2 separate regions of the Homo sapiens genome follow, and region 2 is linked to region 1. The links are chromatin loops, found by intact Hi-C in ENCODE. Cell type or tissue: dorsolateral prefrontal cortex. All regions are shown on one strand. Each heading gives the region's core, and the rest is flanking DNA. Links, peaks and the distances in the headings are about the cores only. Region 1 overlaps SOX1 (SRY-box transcription factor 1). Region 2 has its middle 66 kb from the start of LINC02337.

The links. A loop is a pair of places that touch in the nucleus more often than their neighbours do. Peaks named below come from ENCODE experiments on the same cell type or tissue, not always from the same donor. Only the 100,000 strongest peaks of a DNase experiment are listed, where the experiment ranks them.
Region 2: it touches region 1 in a loop (2.8-fold over the local background); 2 of 110 quality-filtered maps call a loop at or near these places.

What each region holds. Positions count from the first base shown.
Region 1 is chr13:112,069,408-112,084,302 of GRCh38, reverse strand. It overlaps SOX1 (SRY-box transcription factor 1), which reads right to left. Exons shown (of 1, transcript NM_005986.3): 1 at 12,597-14,895. The region is part of intron 1 of SOX1-OT (SOX1 overlapping transcript); the gene reads right to left. Among named protein-coding and RNA genes, the nearest start is that of SOX1, 9.7 kb to the right of the region's middle. RefSeq lists enhancers at 9,198-9,978, 9,979-10,759. In dorsolateral prefrontal cortex, for the core only: no CTCF peak of the experiment used is centred there; a DNase peak (open chromatin) is centred at 11,601; H3K4me3 peaks cover 5,203 bases; H3K27ac peaks cover 5,597 bases; H3K27me3 peaks cover 7,696 bases.
Region 2 is chr13:111,522,464-111,538,159 of GRCh38, reverse strand. No RefSeq gene overlaps it. Among named protein-coding and RNA genes, the nearest start is that of LINC02337, 66 kb to the left of the region's middle. RefSeq lists an enhancer at 5,491-6,185. In dorsolateral prefrontal cortex, for the core only: a CTCF peak has its summit at 6,445; a DNase peak (open chromatin) is centred at 6,519; H3K27ac peaks cover 430 bases; H3K27me3 peaks cover 1,883 bases.

The sequences.
Region 1 (14,895 bases), core at 6,896-14,895:
TTTATGGTATATGTGTACAGTTTATTGCATATCAAGTATCCCTCAGTAAGGTGTAAAACACAAATAGTACAGATTGCTCAAAAGCAACATCATGTGTTGGAGATAAAATCACAAGGGAAAATTATTTTTTAATCTAGATTTCTATACCTAGCTAAACTATCACTCTAGGGTTGTACAGCCTATTAGAAGGCATAACTTACCAAAACAAGAAAGGAAATCCAGCAAGAAAAAACATGGATATGGAAAATGGGAGATCCGTGGCAGAGAGATGACATGAAATGTGACAATAACCACCATGCAGCAAGGGGACAGAGGCCCCCCAGGCCTGGCTGCAAGAAGAAGCTGAGCTGATGAAGTCCCTGATGTATTCAACCTTGCAGGACATACTATTTAAAGGTGTTTACTAATACGGATGCAGAATTTGGAAAGAATTTGTGATAGGACCGTAGAAAACCGAAGGATGAACAACATCAACTCTCACAAAACAAGACCATTAAAAACTTTAGGTAAAAGAACAGTTTCCCAAGAATGGAAATGTTATTGTTTACCACTGGGCTCAGCCATGAACAATACTTCTACATTCAAAATAAGGTAAACACTGGCATTCACTTAACAAAATCCAATGATGTACCTACTTTGGGAAAGACGGGAGTAGGAAAGAATGTGAAAGAACACCATAGCTTTATAGTCCTGCTAAGGTCTGAATAGATGATGTCTACAATTAATAAATCAAGAATAAGCAATACAAACATATAATCCAGAAATATGGAGATAAATATGTGAGAAGAATGCCAAAAGAATTCTATGAAGCTGCTGCTGGGGAATGGGTCCAAGGGATGGGCTTGAACAAAGCGTGGGTCTGCTGTTTTCCTTGGGAGCCTATGATACTGTTTGCCTTCTAAAGAAATGTTCATATGGATTATATTATTAGCATTAGAGTCTGTCAGCTCTGGGCTGATCCTGAATCTTCTGTTCATTGATAATATGCCCTTTGGTAGATTACTTAACCCCTGTTAGTCTCCTCACTCTATAAAAAGGGGAATAACTATACATCTCAGAGATGTAGTGGGGATAGTATGAGATTATGTGAACTGCATGGAATTGCACTGCATTCTTCCGAAGGGGTAAAGGTGGTTTAGTAAAAATAAAAATAACTCCCAGGTGGCATCTGAGGGTTATTCAGTTTCCTTTCTGCTGTAACGGAGGGACCGTGTTGTTTGGAGTAGAATTCACATTAGTGGCCACTACATGCTGTCTTAACATGGCAACAAGAAGTAAGTCCCCTCTGACCTGCTGTGGCTTCTACAGTGCCATGATGTAGGTGATTAATTCAGGATAGATTCAAGGTCATTGAGAGGGTAACCAGTTGGTAGGAATACGTATTAAAAGCTCCTGTTTGCAAACAGGTCTAGGGGATAGTAAGGGTATTCAAAAGCTCATGAAACACTAAACTACTTCTTTTTTCAGCAGTACCAAGGCCTTTAGAATATGGACTATTTACTAGGCAAGAAAACTCAGTGTCATTATCAATCACCACCCATTATGGCTTGAATGGTGTTTCCCCCAAAAATGTTGACGTCCTAACCCTAGCACCTTTGAATGTGCCTTTATTTGGAAATAGGGTATTTGCAGATGAACAGGTCAAGACAAGGTCATTAGAGTGGGCCCTAATCCATCGCCTGTTGTCCTTTGAAAGAAGGGGCACTTGAACCAGGCATGCATGCACTCGGGGAGCAAGCCCTGTGAGGGTGAAGGCAGCAATCAGGGTGACGTGTCCCCAAACCAGGGAATGCTGAGGATGCCAGCAACACTGTAAGCTGGAGGGAGCCTGGCACTGACCCCCTCACAACTTCAGAAGGAACCAGCCCTGCCATCACCTTGATTTTGGACTTCTCTACACAGCTGTGAAAGAATAAATTTCTTTTTTTAAAGCCACCTAGTTTGTGGTACTATTACGGCAGCCCCCAGAAACTAACACAGTGAGGCCCCATTTAGTACACATGGGAAGGTTAAAGTCTCCTAACTTAATCCTCCTAAAATAATCCTTTGAAAGCATAAGGAGAGGCTGTTAACACTTGCTCTTCATCTTTGATCCATGCTTTCCAGCCCTGATCAACTCTGCAGCAGCATCTCTCTGGATAGGGTGGCCTCATCACCAAAATCTCCTTGTCTTTCTAACATTTGGTCTTTCCAATGTGACCCATCTCTGACCCTGCTTTGGATTCACTTCTAGCTTGTAGGTAATCCCTTGCTTCTAATAACTTCCTTAACGTTCCATGTATTTCTTGGCCTGAATTATTTATTTCTAACGTCCAGTCATTGTGATGAATACATACAACTAAAATATTTAATCACATCTAATACAAATGCAATTAAATGACTACACTACAGGGTTCTGACTTCAATAGGCATAAGGTTGTCGAAGGTTATTTTTATGCCTTTTCACTGAGCATGGGTAACAACAGGTAAGGAAGCCTGATGTCTTTCATTTTTTGCTCAAATTGGGGTCCAGTGAAATACTGGCTAAAATGTAAATCACCTTCTTGCTCTCGTTCACTTCCTTCTCTCACTGCTGCCCCATATTTTCCTCAGTCTTTCTCAATTTTACTCAACAAGAAAAAAATAAGAAAGTAAATTTTAAAATAATAGAATGCCTTTGGCCACATGCGGTGGCTCACGCCTGTAATCTCAGCACATTTTGAGGCTGAGGTAGGGGGATCACTTGAGCCCAGGAGTTCAAGACCAGCCTGGGCAACATAGAGAGACATTGTTCTACAAAAAAAAAAAAAAAAACAACAAACAAACAAACAAACAAAAACAACAAAAAACAGCCAAAACAAAAAAAACTTTTTTTAAAGTTAGCCGGGCATGGTGGTGTGTGCCTGTGGTCCCAGCCACTCAGGAGGCTGAGGTGGGAGGACCACTTGGGCCCCAGAGGCTGCAGTGAGCAGTTACGGTGTCACTACACTCCAGCCTGAGCAACAGAGCAACATCCTGTCTCAAAAAAGTAGTTTAACATGTATAACTAAAAGTTATCATTTTCAAAGGGAGCATTTTCCCCAGATACATATATATTTGATGAACATATAAGATAAAATAATTATTCAAAAAAATAAAAAGGTGAATGAAAAGTTGTGGTTTCAGGGTGCCAGTGATCAATTAGTACTGACCCCTTTACTTTGTAAACTCCTGCCTTTGCACATGGACTGGACTGGTCATTTCTGTCACCGTCATGTACAATTCACAGTCTTGCTGCTGGTGGGACACATCAACTGTCCCTCATAACCGCCCGTGACGTTCGGAACTACAAACACTGTGTAACCTGATGGTTTTCCTAGAGAGAAGAGAACTCTGAACCCAGAAAGAAAGAAAGAATGTACTGGAACAGAATTGTTTCTAGGAGAGTTAATGAAATAGAAAGGTAGAATCTAGGGTAACTCTTAGAGCAGTTTTGCTGATGGTCAAAACTATTAGACTAAGCATCTTCTTTAGAAAGTTCGTAGAAATCCTGGCATGGGGAGCATCTGTGACCAAAATAGGCGACAAGCTGATGGACACGGTTTAGAAGTTCTTCAGCACGTGAGCGCACATGCTAGCATTCTGCCATCTCTAATTCTGTCTGACTTGCATAGATTTAAATTTGGTTATGTTAATCTGAGTAAGATGTTAACGTAAAAGCTTTCTTGCTCATTAAAAAAAAAAATTTATTTCAGCCTTTAAACTGAGAATACTACTAGAAATGTAGTCTCAATTCTAAAATACCGACTATGAAATATGGATAACAAAGCAAATTATCCACACGAAGGAAAATTATATAAAATTCTTAAAATAATTAAGCCAACACTTTATTATTCAAAAATGAACACATCACCTGTAGCAACTATTTGCAAAAAGCTAAAATTGTATTCAAAACCACAGCTTCAATTAAATGGTATAATTGCATAAACACAAAATGTAGGCAAAAATAGATAATTTTACATCAATCTGTTGGCTACAAGTTTGATATCAATTTGAATAGTATAGGTTTTCATAACACCCTTAGCACCCCCAGGGATTTTTTACAGTGCCCCAAGCTGAAATGCCTAACTATTCTGTTTGTTAAATAGTTAACTTCAAACAACTTCATATATATTTCTGTTCTAATAACGTAGCAGTCATTTTTTAAAGTGACACATATAGACTGAAATAAAGAATACTATTTTCACCTCACTTCTTGCACACCAGCCTTGCATACTGGTGGTCTGCACGTGCCTGTCTTGAGCCGCACGGCCTCTCCAGCCTTGCCTCTGGTTCCGCCCAACCCTGCATTTCCTGGTCTGCACTTTTCCCACAGGAATTGCTTTTGACACAGCAACTGCCAAGAACCCAGTTTCACAAAGATATGATGTCATCCAGGGAGTGTAGCTGCAAGTTCACCCTGGGAGTCTAAAGCTGCCTCCAGCTAGCTCACAGGGCCTGGGAAGAGAAGTCTAAAACTGCCTCCAGCTAGCTCACAGGGCCTGGGAAGTGAAGTCTAAAACTGCCTCCAGCTAGCTCACAGGGCCTGGGAAGTGGCCGGCGTTGCTGTTTCCCTCAGAATTTAAAGCTATGCTGAGCTTGTGGGGCTCTGGGGTTCCTTGGCTCACAGTTTGAGAAACCACAGGCATCACGGACCAGGTTGAGGTGGGTCCCGAGGCACCACCCTGTCACCAGGGAAGGGTGACATAATTGATATAACATTATCTATTTTTGCTGCTTTTGCACTGTGCTGACACCAATCATTCTGATTATCAAAAATAAATTCCTAGGTTTGTATATTTCAAATATCCAAGCAAGTAACACAGTCAAATCCACACTGCAGCAAGGGTTGGCACAAAGTGGAATCATAACCCGGCCCCGGAGGCAGAGCAGGTGGGACTAGCTGTGGGCCTATTTCTACGTCAAGATTCTGTCTCATGGTGTGCCCCGCAGAGGCCTCCTAATGGCTCCATGACAAAGCCAGAGTGTGGCCCAGCAGGGTCCCTCACAGTTCTGGTTTCAGTCTGGGGGAGGGAGTGGGGCTGCCTGTTCCCTGCCTGGCCTGCTCTTTCTGTGTGCCTGAACTAGCCCTGTGCACCTTATCTTAATATAATAGGACCCAACACAGCACAGCACAGCACAACACAACACAACACACAGTACAACACAACACACAGCACACTACAGCACAATTAACATAACACAACACAGCATAACACAACACACAGTACAACACAACACAACACACAGCACAGCACAACACAACACCACAACACACAGTACAACACAACACACAGCACACAGCACAATATAACATAACACACAACACAGCATAACACAACACAACACACAGTACAACACAACACACAGCACACAGCACAACACAGCACAGCACAATATAACACACAGCACAACACAACACATAGCACACAGCACACAACACACAGACAACACAACACACAGCACAGCACACAGCACATCAGCACAGCACAACACACAGCACAGCACAATACACAGCACACAACACAGCACAGCACAGCACAATACAGCACAACACAACACAACACAACACACAGCGCAATACAGCACAACACAACAGAACCAAACAGCATAACACAATACAGCACAGCACAGTACAACGCAACATAGTGTAACAATACAATACAACAAAACAGCACAGCACAATACAACACAACAGCACAACCTACAAGCATTCCTTGCACCAAACTACGTGGGGAATTATGCAGCAGGTCCCGGGGAATTCAGGGCTGGAAAGCGGGCTCCCTGGCCCGCAGTCCCAGGTCCAGTGTTGGCCTCACACAGACCCCCGCCCCGCCCTGTGGCTTCCTCCCGCAGCAGCTCAGGCACCCTCCCCAGCTCTCCTGCACCTGAGCAGGGGCCCACGCCCCGCCATGCAGCGGGAGCAGGCTGCTTATCTCCCCGGCTTTTCCAGCCCCTCATCTCTGGGCGCCGGACTGCGCTTTCTGTCTCTTAATAACCACAGCAACAGCAGCCTCAGCTGGGCAATGACTGACGTTCCTGGTGTTCTGTGACAGAGCCTTTGGGGTCCACGGCCCCCTCATGAGGACAGGCTGGTCCCATGTCCACAGGGACAGAGGGACTCCCTGGGCCGACACGGGCCAGCCTTTCCCTGTGTTGGCTCTGGGATCCCTGCGTCTGCCCTGCTGTACTGAATTAAACTCAGTAAATATTTATTGCCCCTCTGCTATGTGCCCAGGGCTGTGCTGATTCTGGAAATAAAAACTTTAAAAGTCTAGCCAGACACAGTTGCTGTGCCTGGGGAGGCCAGGTGATGAGGGGGGGACCTGCCTCCATGTGCTTCTACCCAGGAGCACCGCTGCCTCAGGACACATTCCACAGGGGGGAAGGCTTCACTCACCCAGTGGAGGAGGACTCGCTGCGGCAGGGGCTGCAGGGGCAGGCATGGGGCCTTGGCCCTTCTTTGGTTAAGTTTTGAAAAAAATTCTCAAGTGATGAAATCACCTTAAAATGTTATTGCAAATGTTCTGTTTTTCTCAAACCTAATTTAATATCATCAGAATTGGCTCAAATTAAGTAAAAACATGTTATTCAAATTGGTATTGAGCTTTTAGTTTATAGATTGATTTAAAATGATCCATTTTGCTTTTATTATATCTTAATGCAATTGCATGATTTAATTTGAGCTGTGATTTTAAATATAATTTTATTTTTCTGCAAATAGTTGCTACAGGTGATATATTCATTTTCAAATAATAAAGTGTTGGTTAAAACATTTCAATAATTTTATATAATTCCCAAGTAAGTAAATAACTTGGTTTGTTATCCAAATTTCACGGTCAGTATTTTAAAATTAAGAACATATTTAAAGCATTATTCTCAGTTTGAAAAACTAAAATATATCTCTTCTAAATAAACATTTTAAATTTTAAAATATTTGTAAAATTCTCTTATTTAAAATTTATTTTTCTTACATGCTATTCAAACAGAGAATGAGTTCCTCCACAACCATCCCCTAATCTGTATCTCTATCTAGAAATATAATGAATGCTCTCTTCATTATGAGCAGCAGTATGGTAACATCCATAATGCCAAATTAAATGCTTTGTAGATAAAATACTGTTGATACACAATAATTTATTCTGTTTAGCCCCTTCTATTTGCATAACCCCTTTGTCTCAAAGAAATCTGAAGTACTTATTCTATCAAGCCTTTCTAATAAGATCTTCCCATTTTACAGATGATACTATCGAGAAATTCAGTAGCTACATACCATATCATCATTATTATTATAGTTATGATCTATTGGACAGAGGCAGTTCAACCCTGTTGCGGCACTATTACATGGCCCTTCTCTGACATTTCAAAGGTCCTTAAAATAACCCTCAACAACATGAGTGTTTTGGCCTATATTGTATTCATAAGGATTGCACAGAGCCAGTCTACTTACATACAAATTAGTTTGTTACAATTAGAAATTGATGAGACACAATCCATGACTGTGTGTAGTCCTTTTAATCAACCTTTCTTTAAATCAAAGATCACATGTGGTTTCTGCTTCCCTTGTTCCACACTGACTGCACTTCAGGAGAGTTAGGATGTATTTACAGGCAGCTAACACAACCCGTAGGAAAATGGAACTAAAATCAGTACATCAGTCTTTTCTATTAGGAAGATTCTAATAATTCAGCTCAAAAATTTTTTTTAGTCTTCCACTAATTTAATTTTTTTCAAAAATCATCTCAATTGAACAATTAAGTAAGAGCACTTTATAAATAATAAATAGCTACTCAAATTTAAATGATGTAGTCTTAGTAGCTACTTACCATAAAAAAAAAAATAGGCCCATCTCCTAACACGGGTTTCCCAAGTGTCATCCAGGACTGGCCTCAAAATCTCCCCCAAGTGTGTCTAAGAAAGGGCAGATCCTTGAGGCCCGCTGGAGCCCCAGAAGCAGCCTACCAGCGGCACTGGGTCTGAGAACCTGAATTTGGAGCCAGCTCTCCTAGTGATCCCATGCACCTTGATGCTGAAAGACCATTGCCCTTGCAAACCTCTGAGTTTCAATCTTTGACCACCAAGACCAATCCGAAGCAATCATTCATTAAAAAACAAAGCAACTATCACATACACTCTGTTCAAATTTACATTGCAATCTGTATCTACTGATAAAGAACATCCAACATGCACATCTCATGGGAAGGCCACCTGAGGGAGTATTTATTGGAGCACCAGGAAGTCACAGGCTCCACCGTGGGTGTACCTCCTCTGCAAAACCTTCCTCGGTTCTCATACACTGGGCCAGAGCACCCTACCTGAGCATCTGGCATGGGCCTGTGTCCCACACCCATAACCCTCGACATCATACTTGCCTGTGTGATCATCAGTCTCACCCACCAGATGGTGAGCCCTGTCGGGTTGATCTTTGCATCCTCAGCACCTGGACACAGGTTGCATACATAGCATGTGTTCATACTCAACTTGAACACGTAACAAACTTGTAATAAATGCTTGTTGAACAGATGAAAGAACGAATGTCGTAACTGTCAAGCAACTTTACAGAGAAATCACTATTAATATGGATACATGGAAAGACTGTGGTTTGTATCATTTCCATTGTTTCCTGCCGAGGGCAGATCTGGCACTTAATGTCCCAATTGTCCATTGGACGTGCCCTGAGCTCACACGGGCTTCCACTCCAGATGATTCTGGAGCGAGTGCTTCCTATTTGCTGGGCCCTGCATGCACCTTAGATGATGCATCCCTGGGAAGCTGGTTTTGTAATTTCTGCTTTACATCTGAGGAAATGGACTCAGAGGTAAGGACATTTGCCCAAGGACACAGAGCTAATCTCTGGCCTGCATGACACGGTGAAAACGGCCAGTTTTTACAAGGAAACTTCATTCTTCAGTTCAATTTCTAACATAAAGAGCTGGCTTCTGCTTCTCCATCTACCTGGACACTCTCACCACTGAAGTTCAGGCTTTTCCACTTACTGAAATGTCCCACTGGAGTTTGAATTACCTAAAACACGGGGTTGCTAAACCCTTTCTGAGGTTAAAATATTGCTCACCTGGCTTTCCTTCTGTTCTGTTACTTAGAACGAAAATGATACGTTGGCCTCTGCTTTGAATTTTTTCAGGTTGATCCTGACACCACTAGTCTAATGTTTCTAGGTTCTAGGTACCTAGAAGGCACCTCTGCCCTGCAAATTCCAGGGACCCATCCTGACCTGGGAAATCCCAGGTCAGTTCCTTAGCTGCCCGAGACTCGTTTCTGTGTCTTAGGAGTGCATAGGACTAGCGCAGAGTGCTATTGCTGCCACTAAATATCATCTCTCGTTAGCATTTCCGGGGTGCTCAGAGAGAAAACAATGTCTGGGTGATGACTCTTGTCAGTCTCCCCATTGTCAAACCCCATCTCACGTTCCTCCACACTCACAATATTTCCCCATTGGGAACATGCCTGACATTGCAATTTCTCAAAACTGCAGCTCTGCAGTGAATGCCTAATTCCTGAAACTGCAAAATCTAACAAAAGCGGATTTTTTCCACTGATTTGACTGGCTGACTATTTCAGGGCTTTGCATGTGATGACCTGCTGCTCTCCACAAACAACGTCTTCAATGCACCCACATGGTTGCTCTGAAGTGGCCGAGGGCAATTACAGCCTCGCCAGCTGCCTACCGGGCATCGGGAATTACTCACAAGGTCCAGTGTTTCTGCCGCAGACACGATTTCCCCACAAGTCACACTTAGCAACTCGCCAGGCAGCGTTCTGTGGCTTGATTTTGAACCCAGAACCCATTTTCCATCACAGCGCCCCCATGTCACCCAGGGTAAGCTGTGGACAGGTCATTCACTCAGAGTTGCTTGTTTTGTGTTGTTTTTAAAAACTGCTTTGTCCTTTGTTTTTGTTTGAGTGTTGGTGTTTCATATCGGCAGATGAAAAGTAATTTAGACGAAAATATGTCAATTCTGTTCTTTTTATTTTTACTATCAAAATAGACGATCATTTTCCGTCTTTGGATCTATCACTTGCTCGGGTTCTTCACGTGTTTTTCATGTGAAAACTCTTGCTGTTGTACTTTCAGCACAAATTTCCAGCTTGGCTGCTAGGGAAGATGCATTTATCTGCTTTCTTCCCTTGCCCCCTGACCTCCCTCTCCTCTTCACCCACACTCGGTTTTCACTCCTTTCCCGCGGAGCCGCGGCTTTCCCTCCGTGATGAAAAACGCCACGCGCAACGCCCGGGAGCCGCAGCTCTGCCCGGGTGGAGAAAGCGGTGTCGTGACAAACAGCATTGATATTTTATACCCCGATTCTGCGTCACACACGCCCCCCAGAAATAGATCCAGGGCTGCGAAGAAGCTCGGATAAGGCGAAGATTCCTGGAGAGCCTGGGGACGCAGTCGTCCGGGAGAGGAACCAGGCCTTCCTGTGATTTTTTTGTTTCTTATGGAAATTAAGAAACAGTTTCTAAAACAGAGCCTCTGGGGCAGAGAGCGCAGGCAACCTTCTCCCCAGTCTTCCCTCCAGAGGAGCAGCCGAAGCGGCCCCGGGGAATGGAAAAGGCAGGTGTTTATGAAGGAGATGGAGTCCTGGGGGGCAGCCAGTCACGCCCTGCAGGCCCCAGTCCGCGCCCGGGTCGCTGGTGCGCGCTCCCCTCGGCGCCCGTCCCCGATGACGCTGAGGCCCTGGGGCGCTGTGGCCGCGTCCCCTCCCCCTCCCCTCTCTCACGCCGGACCCGGCCGGTACCCGGCCTCCCCTCCCCCTCCCTTCGCGCCCACTTGTTGCCGTCCGGCCCGAGCCGTGCTCGTTCCGCCGGCTGAGTGTAAAAGGGTTTGACTTGCGGCTGACCCCGGGTCAGCACTTTCTCTCCACTAATCCTGCTCTCCTTCTACACAAAACCCTCGGCCCCGTCCCTCGCAGCACTCATCTTAATCTCCACCCGCCCCCCGCCGGCGGCTGACACCGGCGCGGACCTGAGGGAGATGGGCTCCCAGGGCGCCCGGGGACCCCTGCGCCCTCCCGCCCCGAGGCTGCGGGGACGGGGCCGAGGCAATGAGGGGACTAGTAGGGGGAGCGCGGGCCGCCCCGAGACTCGTGCCCCATCCCGCCCCGACCTCCGACTGGGCGCCCAAGGGCCGGAGAGGGACGGAGAGGGGAGCCGCGCGCGGGCCTCGGCGGGGGAGCTTCAAAGACAAAGAGGAGGCCGGGCCGCGCTGAGAGAGGCCGGCGGCGGAGACGCAGCTCGGTGCGGGAGTCAGAGGGCGGTGGAGACGGCACAGGGACTGGAGAGGCGGTGGGAGTGGATGGCGGGGGCGGGGAGGGAACGCCGTGTGCCGGGACCCCAAGGACAGCGGCGCGGTGTGCGGGGCTCAGCCGCGGGCAGAGCCGGAGAAAGGGCGACTTGGAGAGGCGCAGGCAGGGGGGTGCGCCCGGGAGGCCCGAGGCCCCGAGGAGGCCCGGCCACCCCCGCCCGGAGGGGACACGTCCGGACCAGCCGCAGACGCCGCTCGGCTCCCGGGGGCGGGAGGAGCGTGGTCCCGGCGGGCGCGCAGCTGGAGAGGAAGGGCCGGGGAGGGAGGAGGGAGAGAGGGAGGGAAGAACGGGGGAGGCGGGGAGGAAGAGGGAGGAGGAGAGCTCGCCCTCAGGCAAGGGGAGGTGATCCCGAGGCCTGGCTCGGGCGGGAGCAGAGGACTGGGTGAGGGGTCCCTGCGTCCCCACCTCCCGGCCTGGGCCTCCACGCGAGCCCCCCCGCCGGCCCTCGCTCCGTCCTGACGCCGCCCCACCCCGCCGGATACTGGGGGCCCGCACCCCGCTCACTTTTCCCCATCTGGCCTGGCCTTTCAGTCTCGCCAGATAGTCACGCTGGAAAGAGAGCCGCGCCAAGGCCAAGTCTGCTTTTCACTTGAAGTTTCCAAGGACTCAGACCGGGGGTTAAATTCTGCCGCCGACGCCTCTGGAGCCGCTGCCCCCGGGCCCAGGCCGAGCGTGGGTGGGGAGGGGGCGGGAGTCGGCCGGAGCCCGACGGGGTCGAGGGGGCGCTGGAGTCCGGGCTGGCCTGAAGCGAGCCTTCGGGGGGGGGCGGGCACACGTCCGGGGATGGGTTTCTTGAATTAACTGGAATTTTCCGGAGACAGAAATCTGCGGCGCCCAGTCTTTGCCGGGGGAATGAAACGCGGGAGCATGAGTGCCGTTCTCCCACACGCGTGATTTTAATAGACCTATCAGTCACGCTCCCGACGCGCATCTGGAGATCACGCTGTGCCCGAGTCTTCTTTAAAACTAATCCATCTAGTACGTTACGGGTGGGTTTCTCCGGGGAAGGGGACGTCAAAATCTCAACAACAAAAGGGGCGGGTGAGTTGAAAAACAAAACAAGGCAAAAACAGAACAAAACAAAGCAAAAAAACCCTCAAGTAAACCCTCCTACCCTCAGTTTGGAGGGCAGGGCCCGAGCGCAATGGCAGATTTACGAAGTCACACTGTCGCCCCCGCAGAAACTGATGCAAACTTTGCACTAGGCCTCAAAGACTCCTATCCGCCTTCCCTACACGGGTTGCAAACATAATTGGACTAAGCGACAGAAGCACCACCCTGTGATTTGGGAAGTGAATGAAGTCGTCATATAATATAATAACTATCATCATATAGTATTTCACTCCGTGAATACGATGAGTGTTACCTTGGCCAAGCACCGAATTCACAGTCGGCTCAGGGCCTACTGTAATCTTTTCTCCACTAATTTGAATTGGAGCGACACTGCTGGGGGCGGGGAAGGGGGGATAGAATCTCAATCCTGAGATGAATCTCAGCTAATTTCCTTGCCCCCACCCTGTGATATTTTTAAATGGAGTCATTAAAAATTTATATTTGCTTTTTTCTGTGTTGTTCTAATCAACAAAACAAGGAAATAAGGTGGTTGGAGCACCTGGCATTGGCTATTTCAGCTGACTGTGCACGAAGCACCTGCAATAAGATGCCAAACTGTAAAAGCTGCTTGCCTGGCGTCCCGGGCGCACTAACTCAGCTTTTCATAGTCTGTGCCTCTAAAGTGGGGCCCACATCCTAATCTTGAGCCAAGACCTAGATGCCAACAATTGGACACAGAAACTCCAGGGTACACACAGGGGAGCACAGGGGCCAGACTGAGAGTGGACGTCAGTCAAAGAACCTCAGAGAGAGTCCTTTAAGTTTGTATATTTCAGAGAAAACCCTCAAGGTCCCATTGGACCCTCAAGGTCCCGGTGAGTTAACAGAACAAGCATTATAAAATTTCCCAAATCATCTCCCGGAGAGGACTGGGGAGGCCCTTATCCCGGACTAAGTCGTAGTGGTGCTCAGCCATCCATGGGCGCACAGACTCTTCCAGAAACAACTGCTTCAGAAAGGATCAAATAGCTAAAAGAAATAAAAATAAAGAAAAAGAAAAGAGGGGGGGGGTTTATTATCTTGTTAGAAAGCAGTGGACATCATTCTTGAACTTTTTTGTAATCACTTTAACGAATGAGTGGTTTAAGCAAAATTATCAAAATGACTTCCCAAATTACACGTCAATTGTCAGATCAGCATTATACTTAAAGCTATTCTCGAATGCAGGCTGAATTCGGTTCTCATTAAACTTATAGCATAGGCTCACTTTTGGACGGACAGTCCATACTCCAGGACAAGGAAGGGTGTTGAGAAAGCGAGGGGAAACCTAAGGCTGCTGAAATAAACGTATTTCCATCTGGGCTTCAAGTGTTTTTTTTTTCCAAAAATATAATTTCATCTTAACGTTGTGATTAATTTTTAAATGTATTTGCTACAGTATAATTTTTAAATGCAATATTTAATGCTGTCAGATTACTTGAAGACAAAGTTTTACAGAAATTTTTAAATTTCAAAAAAAAAACTGCAATGTACCAATAAACACCTAGAAAATAATATAATTAAAAAATTTAAAGCATCAAACAACCTCAAGATCTCGTCAGGAATAATGAACAAGGCATTTTGCGTTCACATCGGTTAGCAACTTGCATCCCAGTTCACGCGGGGGAGGGTGATGGTCGATATTTCTGTGTGTGTGAGAATCCAGCACAATTATTTTGCCCGTTTTCCCAAGAGAAAGAAGCCAGGGGGAGGGGCAGAGGATGGACGGAGGGGGCTCGGCTGCAGTACGTTTTGGTTCAGCGATTGTGTTTCCTTGAAACACATTTAGATAAATTCTGCTCGAAATCTTAATTGCTGGGGAATTGGGAAACCCGTGACCTGCCCTGGTCTTTGTCCTTCATCCATGGCCTGGTCCAGGGTCCCACCACTGGGGTCTTCCCTTCCTCCTCCCTCCTCTGGACCAAACTGTGGCGCAGACCCCCAGCCAGGTGGAAGGCGCCCCGCTTGCAGCAAGGTAACGCGCAGCAGCCCCAGCCGTCCGCAGTGAAACAGCCGGAGCAGAAGATACTTTTATTTCTCGGCCCGTATTAACACTCAGCTCTACAAAATAACCTATAGGTTTTAACTTCCTTCTCTTTCATTGAAAAAGGTTCCTTGAAAAATCCTGTCCTCCCATTCCCCGGGGTTCCCTTACTTTTAGTTCATACAGATAATTTCCCTGTCAGATTTCCTCATTGCATTTTGAACTCATAAAACATGCACATAAAAATAGCATGTTACAAATTTATGGAGAAAATGGGCTCTGTCTCTTAAATTTGTTGACTCGAAACATTTTGGGTGGGGGGTCTTTTTTCGTTTTTAGAAGAAAGGCTTTTTAGAAAACTATGTACATAATCTGACTTCTCCTCCCCGCATTGCAACGCCGAAAATAAAATTTTTCACAATGCATTTACAAGAAATAATACAAAACCCAAAAAAAAAAATGGAAATGCTCAGATACATAAAGTTTTACAAAACCCAG
Region 2 (15,696 bases), core at 3,166-11,165, 540 kb after region 1:
TTTGTGGGCCCTGGGAGCTTCTGAGGCTTGGGACCTCCAGCCTCAGGCCATCAATCTTGTTGCTCTTCAGCTACTGATTTTGGAGTGGGACCGGGCTTCCTGGCCCCCAGACACTTTCTTCTCCAGCCTGGAAGAGGAGCCTCTGCCCACACGACCAGGTGTCAGAGATGCTGTGCCAGGCAGTGAACACTCGCCAAGGAAGACCCAGGCATGAGACTCAGCACCAAGAAGAGTGGGAAGGGCTGCGGGAATCTCCCACACCCTTTGGAATCCAGCCTGGAACCAGGTCTTGGTGTGGAGGGCCTGGTAGCACGCAGCCAAGACAGTGAGGAATAAGGGAGAGAGGCAGGCAGGCCGTAGCCCTGGCCTGGCTGAGCAGAGACTGAGCAATTCAGCAGGAGGCGCGAGGACATCTAGCACCAGCCTGGATCCCTTGGTGAACCTTTGTCTATTAATGGGTCACTTGGTTCCCTTCCAGTGAAAGCGTCATCCCCTGCGTGTTTGCAGAGGCTCTGGGGCTCAGAAGCAGCTCTTCAGTCGCCTGCATGGTCCCCATGTGCCCTCATCTCTCCCATCCCCCCATGCTGGGCATGGAGGCAGCGAGAGGAAGACACCTCCAGCGCCTGGAGATGCTGTGCACAAAGATGCAACGCTCAGGGCAGTGATGTGGTCCCTGTGAGGGGCCTGGACTGAAACCCACCCCGGACAAGAGGTCAGACGCTGCAATTCCCTACCCCGTCCCCCACCAAAATCTGCCCTAAGCCTTCCAGACCCTGCCTCTGCAAAGCAGTTACTGCTGCCACAGGTCATGGCTGGCAGGGGATGGAAAGTGCAGGCCAAAGAGAGAGGAACTTGGAGTCAGGACCCTGAGATGCAGGCCGCTCTGGCCCTGACCTTGTCCACGGCAGCCTCAGCGCAGAAACAAGGAGACACCTTCCGTCACCACGGAGCAAGCCCTTCACCATGTTTTCAAAAACCTGCCATCCTCAGGATGGAGAAGGAGGAGGATGACCGAGGCAGGAAGGAGTTCAAGGGCAGGAGGTGCTGAGGGGCTCAGAGGGAAGGGAGGGAGAACCTGGCAGCGCCCCGAGCTCAGGTCCGGGCCCTGCTGGAGCCTCCGTGGAGCATTTGACAGATGAGTCACGGAAGCCCCCAAGGCTCTGCTTCCTGCGTTTTGAAAGGGAAATAATATGAGTGGGAATAAGATCAAATGAGATAAAACATATGATTATTTTAATAACCTATTGCTATGCCCCACTTGAGCACATTTTAAGTTTCAATTCTGGGGCTAGAACAGCTTCCAAACGGGTTGTACTGCAGATGGTGGGTGACCTCAGTGGATCTGAGGAACCAGTCCCCAAACTGTTCCTTGTCAAAGCAACGACCTTCCGTAAAGACCCTGCAGTGGCATCAAAACACCCACTTGGCTTGACTGGGAATTCAAGCCTGTCCCCACAAACGTGTACCCAACACAGAGTTCTCAACGTCCTCCTGGAAGGGGAGGGTTGACATGCTGTTTCCCCTGGTAGATATTCCATCCTGTGTATAACCGACATTTCTTCTGATGAGAAAAGATCCATCTACCCTAGTTTCAGTTTGGAAACACAAACTGTGATTAAACCGAGAAAATTCATTTCACAGTTTTATTCATCGCCGCCAGTCCCTCCTTCCTAATGATTGTTGGGCTGAGCAAAAGAGACGCCACTTCCCTCTAAAGGTAGCAAATCTAACAGCATATATAAAGCCAACTATGCAAATACGACCACACTATAATTGCTGTGAGAACCGGAACACTGAATTTTATGACTTTTGTGCATTTAACTTTCCTCCCATCATGTTGCATTAACGAAGGGCGTCTTTTTTTTTTTGCATTGAATTTATACCTAATGTGATTCCATTCTGCAGTCTTTACAGATGCAGATGAGGCAGCTATAGCGTTCCTGATGCAAAAACTGTTTTCGCTAAATCATATCAAAATGTTTCATGGATCACACCAAAAAGTGTTGAAATATGGAAATTGGTCTTTTTCAAAAACTGTCCTTAAAATCCAAATGGTATGTTTTGAATTTCTTTTCTCTACACCACACCCTTCCCAGTATTTGTGGAAAATTGGAGAAAATAAGTAATATATTAATTCCATGCTGCCAGGAACAGGAGAGAACGGTCAGACTGAAGCTTATTTTAACTCCCCTCTAAATAAAGGAGGTTTGTTCAGAGCTCGGGCGTTACCCTGGCACACGAAGCAGCAAAAGTTAACATTTAGACAGTCAGAAATGTTTTCTTACCTCACTTCTAAATAAGGGAACAACTAAATAATAATCTTTCTCAATTAGTGACACAAGATTTATATTTTTATACGCAAAAGAAGGCTGTGTACCTCTGTCTTAATGTGCTGTGTATGCACATATATTCAGCGGGATCAAACAAAACTGAAAACTGAAAATTAAAGCACTGTGAAGCTCTACAGGGCACAGTAGCTTCATGCTGCAGTGAGATGCACTCTTTGGCTACCCTGGCAGGCAAAAAAGCGTGAGAAATACTGTCTGTTTTGTATAATCGTTTCCCCGGTTCTTTAAGTAGACTGAAAACCACAACAAAATCTGCTGTGTGGAGAAAATTAACTGTTTGGGGTCTTATGCAAAGAATAATTAAAATGAATGTGAGTACAATTACGTAGATTAATGTAATTAGAAGGAGGTACAGTAGCCAGATATCAAAGACGCATTCTAAGAACCTCCAGGAGAATCAAGGTGGAGTGGAGAACAATACTCTTGAGAAGGCTGGGTGGTCTTCTCAGCAATTAATGGAGCTGAGTCAAAGAGAAGACCTTGAAAAGCTGCAGGAAGAGTGGATAAAGAAGGTGGGCGGGGAGGGGGGTGGTTTATAAAAAAAAAAAAAGACACTACAACAAAAGCAAGACTTCCTGCAGTTGACAGCATTCTTTCGGATGGGAGTGCACATCAGCCTGCAGCTATTTATTTTTCTTCCCGAGATGAAGAAAACGTGCAAATTAAATTAAATGATGCTAACGTACTGGCTACAACGATTATGGGTAGCTCTGCACATTCAGCCAAAATGGCGTTAATATGTCCCAGGACGGGTGAAAACGCGCCCAGGTTCGTCCTCTCCTGAAGGCGGCTGGCTGGGGCTCTGCGAAAAGTGCGCATAGGAGGGGAAGAGAGAGACGAACAAGGAACAGGCAGGGCTCAGCATCCTCCATCCGGGTGATGGGTAATTATTTTCTTAAGTAGAGAATATTAAGCAGCCGTTGGCTTTTCTATGCAATCGCACACCCTACCAGGACCTGGACACATCAGGCTGTCTCAGGGTGCTGGGTGAGCGCTCTCCTTATGCAGCGGCCGCTGCAAGCGGTTGGTTTCCTTTGCTTTGGCTTTAACTGGGGCAGGAGGGAGTCAGTGAGTAGAGCAGACTTGGAAACTACTTAATAATGCTGCTCCAGCGGTATACTTCCCAGTTCAATCACTTCACCCTGGTAGAACACCATACCTGGATTTCTCATCAACGTTAAGTGTGTTTTTTAATATATATAATGGTATTTGAATGACATTTATTTAATAGATTCAAATCATACACTGGGTATCTCTGTTACTGAATTGATTCTCCTTAACATCACTGAACACGTCACGGTCTGTCCCAGCATAATGCCAGGTGGGAAGTTTACACAAAACCACGCTTACTGGATCTATGCCTGGCTCTCAGGAATGAAGGAAAATCCCTACAGAATCGCTGGAAATTTTCCTCTACCCAGCACCACGACCGTAACATTTATTATTATCCCCATTTATTGCTTTCAATCTTTCATTAATAATTTAATGTTTAGAAAAAAACAAGCTCTTCAAAGCAGAAAAAAATCCATTCCAAGCTAAATAAACTTTTTTTTTGTCAGAGTTAAATGTCTTTGCATTTTGAAATGCCAGTTCCGTCACGAAGTCTTCATTAAAACCACTGATTTAGAGAGAAGGAAGTTTTGCTGTGAGCAAACCTCTCTGGGCTGCATCTGTTTGCACAGAGTTGAGAATTCCCTCCTAATGACCAAGTGTATGTGTACACAGTATCATATTTTGAACCTAATCTTGTTTTGGTCTCACACAAGCAGTAGATGTGTTTATTTATATGGATTTAATCAATAACAAGGGCTGCTCTCTACACAGCTCAAATACATCGCTTGAAAGCAAACTGTTATTATGGCATTTCTGAAGTTAGAGCTTCCAGCCCAGACTCTAGCAGAGTCCTTGTCATTCAGAAAGTGCCCTTTTGACTTAATTATCAACCCTTTGCTTGTTGAGTGGAATTATTATCTGAGGCACAGATACAAAATTATTTTTCCTCTGCCAACAGAACATGCAGCAATCCAAGTTAGAAGTGCACATGTACCCTAGAACTTAAAGTCTTAAAAAAAAAAAAAAAGAAAGAAAGAAATTGCATTTCATCACATTTGAGGCCTGAAGGCGGCTGTGGCAATTGCAGATGAGCTCACAGGTGAAGGGGGACGGTCTCCCGTGTTCCTGGGCCTGACTTCAGGAGTGGATTCACATTTCTGCAGGGCAGAGCCCCAGAGGCAAGTGAGTTTTCTTGGTATAAAGGAACCAAGGTTCAGAGGAACTTCACGGACCTGGGCTGTTGATGCCATGGGATTGACTCGCCTTCCTGTAGCCTTCCCTGGATGCCCATCTTCCAATGCTCATATCTTTTTGCACACGGTCTCCCACTTAAGAGGGTGAAGTCTCTGCCCCATTGACCCCGCACCATCTGACCTTTGATCTAGACAGCTTGCTCCAAATTCAGTTCTGAATGACTCCTGTTCTCTCAGGCACAATCTACATAATCCACTGTCAAAAACTGTCAAACAAATGCTTGATTTCATACACCCCATTTCAGCAGCCTGATCAAAACACCGAAAGAGAAGCAAGGAAGGGAGAAAGAAATCTCATCTAGGCTGGAGAGAATGTGGCCCCATAATGAAAAGCCACTGCAAGGAAGGACCCTGTGGGAAGGTAAAAATCCTATGTTTTTGTGAGTGTGCAGATGCCAAGTGCTGAATATGATCTCCACGAAATTCATGACATAAATTATAGCAAATGGGAGCATCTTGCATTTTCTTTTGCCTCCTGGACATGTAGACCCAGATTCTGACAGCTGCCTCAGAGAACAGTGGGGAAAAGTTTGCTAAGTGTTTTGAGAAAGTGTGCAGTTGCTTCTTCTTTGCAGACTTTGGGAGAACGAAGCAGAGTGAGGAGGAAGGGGATGTGTGACAAGTTCCTTTCATATTAGACTATTTTGTTTATACTGTTTTGAAAATAATTTAGACTTTGACTCATAGTAGAAGCATTATAACCTCCAGGATGAATAAATGAATATGACAATTTCTTCTTACATATAACCTGATTTTAAACTATTCTGATCTTTATAAATTTGACTATTTGATGATAAAACACACAACAGCATATTCAATATGCTAATATTCTATATAATTCAGTTTCTTATCATAGCAAAACTTTAAAAACTAAACAACAAATATATTTTCCTTGAGCCCAGATTAATTTAAATAAGTTCTGTTTTCATATTCCATTTTCAAAATTACACAGGAAAAGTTTTTTCCTGCATTTTTTATTTCTAATGACTGAATGGTTAAAAATTTATTTATGTTATTAGATTCAAAGATCATACCTTCTCTTGAAGGTAATGTGCTATTCTGCCTGATTATAATAAACGCCAATGTTTCTACAACGGCAACAGTTCACTGCTGCATTAGCATATTTGGGCTGAGGTATTGTTTTACTATGACCTGTATAATAAGTGTCACATTAGCAACACAACAAATCAAACGTTTGTTAATTTCCCTCGCTTTCCCACACAGCTGGTGGTGTTATCATGTCACCAGATTTTAATTAATATGGTAAGTAACACTTGCAAGACAACAGCCTGATTTTTTTCCCCTCTGTGTGCGTGAGGGTCCAAGTGCCTCCTCTGTGCACGTGTGTGCGTGTGCATGGCTGTACGCGTGTGTGCTGAAGAGAGAAAAGGGGGAGGAAAATATATTCGCAAGGGCTTTTCACAGCAAAGTACAGATACTAAAAACACACACAGACCCATGCGATCCTATTTCCAAATAAAACTTTCTTTACACCATTTTCTTTTGCTCTTCCAGATCAAAGCCTGCAATGCTGTACAATAAACATTTTTTAAAACATTACATAAAATGCACACATTTTATACTTGGGCTGGTTGTGTGTGTTTAAGGTTTTAGCATTTAAGAGAGAGATGCGATACTCTGTCTCCCGAGAGGCTTAATTTTAATTTCTGGCCTTCATGTGAATAGTAACTAACACATTTCTGACTTAGACACACAGACCATTTTAAGTATTTTTCTTGTGCTACGGTCTGATCAGCAATATTCTAGGGTAAGTCAAAAGTGCCATCTATTTGCAAAAGCTAGAAATGCAACTAAGTCCAAAGTGGAAAATCTCTCAACCCGTCCCAGCTGCCACGGCCTCCAGTTGCTGATGACAGACCCATAACGTGGCTCAGCCAGACAGACTGGAAGAAGAACGATAGCACTAAAATACACAACATGAAATCACAGTCCAGTAATTGTTACATTGTCAATAAAATATTTTGCAATGCCTGCACCCAGATTTTATTTAAAACTGTTTCAATGCATTTTTTTTAGCAAAACCTAAGATGGTGTCTAAATTCAAATAACCAGCATCTTGTAAAATATTGCCTGAGAATGAATGTATTTTAACTTTAGATTTTAAAAAATTCATTTAATAAATGACACAGTAGAAACGAAGTCTGTAACAACAGTAGAAACCCTTAAACCATCTCTGGAAAGAAAATTTCAATAAGAAAAATGGTGCAAAATTAGAACTCTCTGTAATGCTTTCTGACTTTAAATATTCTAAAGAGAAAGGAAACCTCTTTCTTCTGGAAATAGAAAGCAGAGATCCTTTTAAAAAGATGAAATTCTTCCCAATCTCCTTATTGTTATTTAACATATTTCCTTCTGTTGCAAAATACAAGACTTCCTCCCACGAGTCCCAGCTTCAATATTCCACCTACACGAAGGGGCCGCAGCAGTAGAATGCCTCTGATAGACCGAAGCATGGCCCAGTCCCTGGGCAGAGGGAAGCAGGGTGGCAACATGCACACACCCGCAGGTCTGTGGAGAGGCCAGGCCACCAAATCCAACACTAACTGTGAAGCAATGTGAGCTCCACCCTCTGTCCTAAAGCTGCTTCACAAAAACCTTGGGTTGCATAGAAGCAGACTTTACCGCCTTCAGCTCACAGTGTAAAAACAAGCTCCAACTGTATGTCTGCCTGTAGACAGCTGGTGGTGGTGCTGAAGGGAAACCTGGGCGCATGGCACCTCTTCAGAGCCTTCTTCTCTCCAGGTGTGTATGGGCAGACTGTACCCATCCACTACATGGAGGGCGTGGAGGAAAACCGCGCCAACGGGCTGATCTGTCAGACACAGTTCCAGGATAATTCCCTCAACAAATGAAGCACCTGAGCGTCTCCTGCCCGGTCAGGGCCAGGATCTGGAGACCACCCCACCACACACAGATGGAGGAATCTTCCTTCTGTGTCATTTACCTGCTTTGATGGCAGCCTTTGAGGGATGTCTGGGGTCCCCTTGGTGAGCAAAGCTGGTAGAGCCAGCCAGCAGGACAGCAGCCTGAAGCCCCACCCCCGGGAATTGTGGTCCTGAGCTCTGACTGCAAAGGCCCGCGGGGAGCACCTCAGCCAAGGAAGAGTCACCTAGACTGCCAACACCAGGCACGGGGCAAAGACTCCAGAGGACTCAACGGGAAATTATTCCACTGCCCAGCCGGGGCCATTCTGTTATACAGCAAAGCCCTGCCTCCTGGCTTAGCAGAAACAGGGCCTTTCTGCCTCCACTCCCACCCCCGGTGAGGCAGCAGCTTTAGTGCTGGGCATGAGCGGGTAGGAACTTCCAGCAGACTGGGAGATGTTCATCTTCCCCTAAGAGAATCGGCAGCCCAAGAATGTTGCCAAGGGATCCTCAAAAGAACTGGGACTTAAATCACCTTTGTAAGTAGGAGACACGTGCCCAAGAAGCCAAGGGACCTTGCGTGGCCGTGAGCGTGACAAGAAAGAGGCTAGAGGTCAAGACACCTCCAGCCCGTCTCAGAAGGCTGCACGCAGGCAGCCCTGGCTGTGAAGGAAAGCAGCTGTGAGCTGAGAAACCAAGCTTCCAAATTAAAAAACAAGAAAATATGCATTTCATGCTGACCAAATAGGGGCAGAAGAGACCTGTTATGGATGAAGAACTGATGAGCTGAGTGGCTGAGAGAGGCAAAGAGGGGAGGCTACGTGGATACGGCACAGGCGGCCGCAGGGCCAGGCCAGCAGAAGCCCAGCTCTAGAAAGGAAACAGGGAGGGAGGAGGAGGGGGAGGGGGGAGGAGCAGGGACGGAAGGAGAGAGCACGCGTCTAATCCACAGAGCCGAGAATTGCCAGAATCCAGTCAAAGTGGCAAACAGATGATAGAAAGATAAATAAACCTGTTCATCTTCCAAAAAACAATTTGGAATCAGTAAAGCATCCTACTCACTCGCCGTCAACGCCTAAAATCACAGGCACACACATGCACACACATTCCCTCTGGAGTAATACTGAACCCCAGCAACTCAGGCCTGGCGGGGGTTAGGGTCAATGCAGTGACCACTAAGCATTGGTGTTCTGTGCTATTGCTCTGCCCCATGGAGGGCAGCCCCAAGAGCTCATGGGAGACCCCCTGTGCTTCCCCAGAATGGAGCAGCAGAAACCAAGCCTGTCTTCAGGAACATGGGACAGCAGAACCATAATATTTTTAATTACATGTAAGACTTTGCCAGTATAAGACACACCATTACCTTGCATACCAGTAAGAAAGAAACATGTGGTCGGTTATCACTGTAAGTTGTGATGGATGGTGAAATGCATCTTATTCTAAAATTATTAAATGTAAAAACTGTCTATCTTAGCATAAATGAAGAATATTAGTTAACAAATATTTAGAAATCAAGTAGAAGTGAGATGCGATTGCCCCAGTCAGCTGTGTTACTAAGATTGGAGAAAATTCAAAGAAAAGTTAAAACACCCCTGTGATATCCTACCAATTAACTTTCGGTGGCTTTAGAAGGTAATTCCAAAAAATAAAATTTAATTTTAAAAATCTCCCATTCCATGAAGCTAATTTCAAGTTTCATCCCAAGTTTTGCACTTATGCTCACGTTGGCCTCCTGAGAGGCCAGGCAGACAGCAGGTGTCAGTAGGTCATGAGTTGTCCAGAAGCCAGTTGGACAGCAGCCATCAGTAGGTCATGAGCTGTCCAGAGGCCAGGTGGACAGCAGGCATCAGTAGGTCATGGGCTGTCCAGAGGCCAGGGGGACAGCAGGCATCAGTGGATAATGGGCTGTCCAGAGGCCAGGTGGACAGCAGGCATCAGTAGTAGATAATGAGCTGTCCAGGGCCAGGTGGACAGCAGACATCAGTAGGTCCTGGACTGTCCAGAGGCCAGGTAGACAGCAGACATCAGTACATCATGGGCTGTCCAGGCGCCAGTTGGACAGCAGGCATCAGTAGGTCCTGGGCTGTCCAGAGGCCAGGTGGACAGCGGGCATCAGTAGGTCAAGAGCTGCTCAGAGGCTAGAAGGACAGGCATCAATAGGTCATAGGCTGTCCAGAAGCCCACTGGACAGCAGGCCTCAGTAGGTGATAAGCTGTCCAGAGGCTAGGTGGACAGCAGGCCTCAGTAGGTCATGAACTATTCAGAGGCCAGATGGACGTAGACTCAGTAGGTGACAGGCTGTCAACACTGGTTGCTGCCACCACCACTCTGCCCCCACATCATGTATGGGAACAGGAACAAACAGGGGGAGGGGGAAAGGCAGGTAGTAACACATACAACAAAGCCCACGCCCCAGGTTTGAGACTCCATTGCAGTTTTCCAGCAACCAAGAACACGAGAAGGGAGGAAAAGAGAGGTAGACCCTGAAACCCTTTCCACGGAATACAAGGAAATGCACCTCCATGTGGTGGCAGGGGCACAGATGCAGCTCTGGGGGATGATCGCCTGTTTGGAAGACAGCCTGCAGACTGCACCATGCAGTACTGAGAGGGCCGATGAATCGCGTGAGACAGTAAATGACGCAGGAAAATTGTGTTCTTAGGGTTTTTTTTGTTTTTGTTTTTTTGTTAAATTCCTGCAAAATTGTATGTGTAATGCAACAATCATCTGCTATAAATAGAGTCTTTGTCATCTGTTAGCTGAGCCATTTGGGTGTTGCAAAAATCAAAAAGGAATTGATTTTGATGTTCTGACATGCAAGCGAAGGGGAGCGCATCCTGCTGATGAACCAAACACAGGCTCCAGGGCTGGTGTGCAGATCAATCTCGTACCTACGTCAGGTGTCTGTGGCAATACTGAGGAGAAAAAGCCACACATCCCTGGAATGCATGGCCTTTGCTGTATGATGCCTTCTCCGAGGAGCATTACTATTCTTACCTTCCGTTGAGAGTTACGTTTTTCCTAATCCCCCTGACCCTGAGCACTATTTATAAAATGTACAATCAACAAGCAAAGAGAGAGGAAGGAGGAGGAAGAGAAAGGGAGAGGCAGAGAGCACAGATTCTCACATTTAACCCCAAACACCATTCAAGCAGGAGTAGTGGATAATAATCAGCAAGGAAGCCCAGCAGCCTCCTGTTAAGCATTCTTGTTCTCATTAGCAGGGCTGGCATTCTTCATTACCCAAACCATTCAGTTCAGCTCAGGAGCACCAGAAAGAAGAACTTTCACCATTTCCATTATGCAACTTGCCTCTGCTAATTTTAGTGATTACACTGGGTCTGGACATATCATTAATCTCATTTCTTGTGCCTAGTTTATTTCAAACAAACAGGAGGTGTATTATTCTCCCTGGGAGGCTCAGGAAGTGCCCGCCTTCCTCACGCTTCCTCACAGCCACACTACCAGGACAGTCTTTGGAAGAGAGATGTCAGCCCTGCCCATGAGCCAACAAGCCCGTCGGTCGGCTCCACGTGAGGGCAGAGCCGGTTTCTGTCCAGGCCCACTGCTGACACCCTGCATCTACACTGCTGGCTTAATTTTGCTCCCATCATCTGGGGAGTTATATTTTATATAGACACACTCATAAATTCCCACTCATTTTTGGAAAAATGCCCCCAAATAGTATAGAAATATATATAGAAGTCTGGGTAAAAATCAGTTCCCAAAGTGATTTGCAAAGTAAAAATGGCTCATTAAAGTTGCTGGAAATAACACTACTTTTTGTGATTAGACCAGAGGGAACAGGCATCATGCACACAGCTTCTCAGCTCACACTGAATTCCTGGAGGGGCTTTTGGAACAGTGTGAAGAAGGGCTCTCTAAATCCATTCTCCAGTGATTGGCCTCAGAGAAGAAGCAAGGGACAGACACATTCAAAGTGTTCTAGGAACAGGGGAGAATGTTCTAGTGAGACACACAGAGCCTCCAGCTAGCCTTCAGCATCACGCAAGAGCACAGACATGTATGTTCCTGCCTAGGAAGAAGTGCAGGTGTGCATCTGCCTGCAGGTACTGTCCAGCCACTGCCACATCTGCTGTGTCAGTATCTGGCACCTCCACTCACATCAGGCTCTGTGAGATCGGACATGGTTGTGAATGGAAGGTGCGTGGTCAGAAGCCCATGAGTGACCTTGGGTAAGTCACACTCAGCCTCAGGTTTTTCATCTGTGAAATGGAGAGAGTACAACCTTTATACACCTGTGAGAATTGTGTGAAACAATGCTCATAAAAATGCAAAAGTCAGATAGAGGCTCATTCAGGGTCTCAAAGAAGGCCTCTGAGAACCTGTTATGTTTGAATTGCATACAGGAAGAGAATTATATTAGTGAGATACTGAGAACATCTCTGTGGGATGCTGTCTCCTTTCCATTCATTTTCAGTCATCCACTCCTCCACCCACCCATTCATCCAACCATCCAATCATCCATTCATTTGTCCATCCATCCATCCATCTGCCCATCCATCTGATCATCCATCTGATATCCATCCATTCATCCATCCATCAGATCATCCATACATCCCTCTATCTGATCATTCATCCATTCATCTTACCATCCATCCATCTATCCATCCATTAATCAATCTTATCATTCATCCATCCTTCTATCTGATCATCCATCCATCCATCTGACCATCCATCCATTCATCCATCCATCTGATTATTCGTCCATTTGGTCCACCAATTCATCTGATCATCCATCCATCTATCCATCTGATCATCCATCCATCTGATCATGCATCCATCCATTCATTCATCTAATCATCCATCCATGCATCTGATCATTCATCCATCTGATCATCCATACATTTGGTCACCCATTCATCCATTCAACCATCCATCTGATTATCCATCCATCTGATCATTTGTTCATTCATTCATCTGAGCATCCATCCATCTATCCAACTGATCATCCACCCATCATTCTATCTGGTCATCCACCCATCTGACCATCCATCCATTCATCCATCTATTTAATCATCCATCCATCCATCCATTCATCTAAGCATCCATCCATGCATCTGATCATTCTTCCATCTGATCATCCATCTGGTCACTCATCCATCCATCCATCTGATCATCCATCCATCTATCAGATCATCCATCCATTCATCTGACCATCCATCCATTCATCTGACCATCCGTCCATTCATTCATCCATCTGATTATCCATCCATCCATCCATCGATCTGACCATCTATCCATTAAGCCATCTGATCATCCATCCATCTATCTATCCATCCTTCTATCTGATCATCCATCCATTCATCTAATCATCCATACATGCATCTGATCATCCATCCTTCTGGTCACCCATCCATCCACCCATCTGATTATCCATCCATCTGATCATCCATTCATTCATTAATCTAATCACCCATCCATCTTTCTATCTGATCATCCATCCATCCATCCATCTATCCATCTATTCATCTAATCATTCATCCATGCATCTGGTCATTCATCCAACTGATCATCCAGCCATCCTGTCACCCGTCCATCCAGCCATTCATCTGATTATCCATGCCTCTGATCATCCATTCATTCATTCATCCGATCATCTATCCATCTGATCATCCATTCGTTCACCCAATCATCCATTCATTCATCCGATCATCCATGCATTCATCCAGCAAACATTTACTGAGCTACTCCCTAGTTCCAGGCTCTGTGGGAAATACTGGGACACAACAGTGAGCAAAGTAGACAGCATCCTTATATTCCTGGAATTTTCTCTCCAGGGGGAGGGCCATAAAATAATCAAATTTGAATCAGTAAGTGCAGAATGACACCTGTGGTGTGTGCACTGAAGGAAAGGAACGGGGCAAAATGAAAACAAAGTGATGGCTTGGCCAGGCCTTTTCCAGGGAAGTCTGAGAAGTGTTCTCAGAGATAGAGGCCAGAGCTGAGAGGGGCTGGGAGGATGGCATGGCTGGATAAAGGAGTGAGAGGGAACACTCAATAAGTGGAAAGGAACCCCATGAAGGCTGCAGTGTTAGTTTTCTGTGGCTGTTGTGACAAAGTATCACCAGCTGGGCAGCTCAAAACCACAGAGATGGATTCTCTTATATTTCCGGAGGCTGAGAATCTGAGATCAAGGCCTTGGCAGCCTTGGGTCCTTCTGAGGGCTCTAGGGGAAGATTCTCCCTGGCTTCTCTCCCAGCATCTGGTGATGCAGTGCTTGGTGCTCCTCAGCCTGTATCACTTGGATGCATCGCTCCAACCTCTACTTCGTCGTCACATGGCATCTTCTCTGTGTGTCTCTGTGCCCAAACTTCCCGCCTGATGTGTGGACCCCAGACGCTGTATATAAGTCCACCCTAATCCAGTATGATCTCATTTTAACTTGACTACTTCTATGAAGATCTTATTTCCAAATAAAGTCACATACATAGGTTCTAGGGCTTAGGACTTCAACATATCTTTTTAGGGGACACAGTCCCCTAAATGGTCCTACAATAGCTGAAGAGTGAAGGCGAAGTAGCCACAGATGAAGCTAGGGGAGGAGGCAGGACATGCTAGGCCTGGCAGGCCTGGGAAGGGACCTGGGAAGAGAAGACGGAAGGGTGATAACATCTGGAAGGTAGGAAATGCGTTGGCAGTTCTTGTGGTGCTGACGGTGGCTTCTCAAATTCACTGCTGCAAGGATTTCTTGAGGACCTGTATCTGCAGGCCTATGCCCCACACTGAGATGTATGGTTAGCAAAGCTGACAACAGCCCCAAAGTAACTTAGGAAGTTGTGGGGAGAGATGCTGCTTCTGTGGATCAGGCAATGATCCTGGGAGGGGAGAAGGATGCTCAGGAGGTGAAGACAGCAGCATGCATTGGGTCCAGGATGAGGGGGAGCCATGTCCAGTCCAGGCTTCAAGGCACTGGCCTGCCCACCAGACAACTGGGGTGTTCATGCCATATTCTGTCCTCCCTGCAGCCAGCCCCACCAAAGACCCTCTAGGATGTGCTGGCATTCTAATAGTTTCTTATAAGACTGACTTTTTACATCATTGCACAATGTGTCTGTAAAATAATATCTATTCTTACTCATGTGTAGGGCATCTCCCCAACTGGATTCCCACACACAGATACATCTCTTCTCCTGTGCATGAAGCCTGCTGACTTTCTTCATTTGAGCAAATACAGCCTAGTCTTAACCACCCATGGCAATACCCTACATAGATAACATATCTACCCTATGTAGACAACATTAAACTACATTTTCACCTATACATATGCCACCTGTTGATTTTTCCAAGGGGCATTTATGTTTCCAAAAGGATCACATTTTACACTAAATAGACAAATCCTTTAGAATGGCAGAGCCAGGCATAACACACAGCAGTCGTTTGCGCATGGTGCAGCAGCCGGACAGCACCTAAACCATGCCACCGACAGGGCTGACACTACCTTCTGTAATATTTCTCATCATCATTCTCTAAGTGCTTTTAAGACACTTCTTATGACCCACTTTTTACAAGAAAATCTTAATTTAAGCTCAGGCTCTGCCTCCTATTGGCTAGATGTGCACTCAGGCAAGTCACTGAGCTTTACTCAATTTCCATCCCCAGGCTCCCAAAGCCAAGGAGATCAAAGGGAAAATGCCTTTGAACAGTACCTGGTTTTCTTTATTTTGCCATCCCAGCTTTTCTGTTTTCTCATTTGCCCTGAGCCTGTCTGTGCTGACAGCTTGCTGCTAGCAACATGCCTGCCTCTCAAAGTGCTCTCCCGCCTTCTCTAATGAGAGATGTCCAACCTCAAGAGGGCTGAGAAATCAGATAAGTGGCCTCCTCTGTTATGCATGAGGGAGAGGAAAGTAGCATACATGAAACTTGGAGGGCTCCCCAGGTACAAAGTAAACACATTTTAGGATTTTGTCACCTTAATTTAAATGAACGTTTTTGCTTATTTTGCTCTGGGATGGTGTTCTAGATGGTACAGGTTGTTGGCTAAGTGATCTCTAGGTAAAGGAGTCGTGAACTAAGTATCGACCCCAATTCTACACCTGTATCTACATCTTTCCATGGCCTCACTGCGAGCAAAGGCCACTGGGTCCTTCCTGTGATGTTATGCTCGGAGTGCTCCCTGCTTCAGCTACAGAAGGA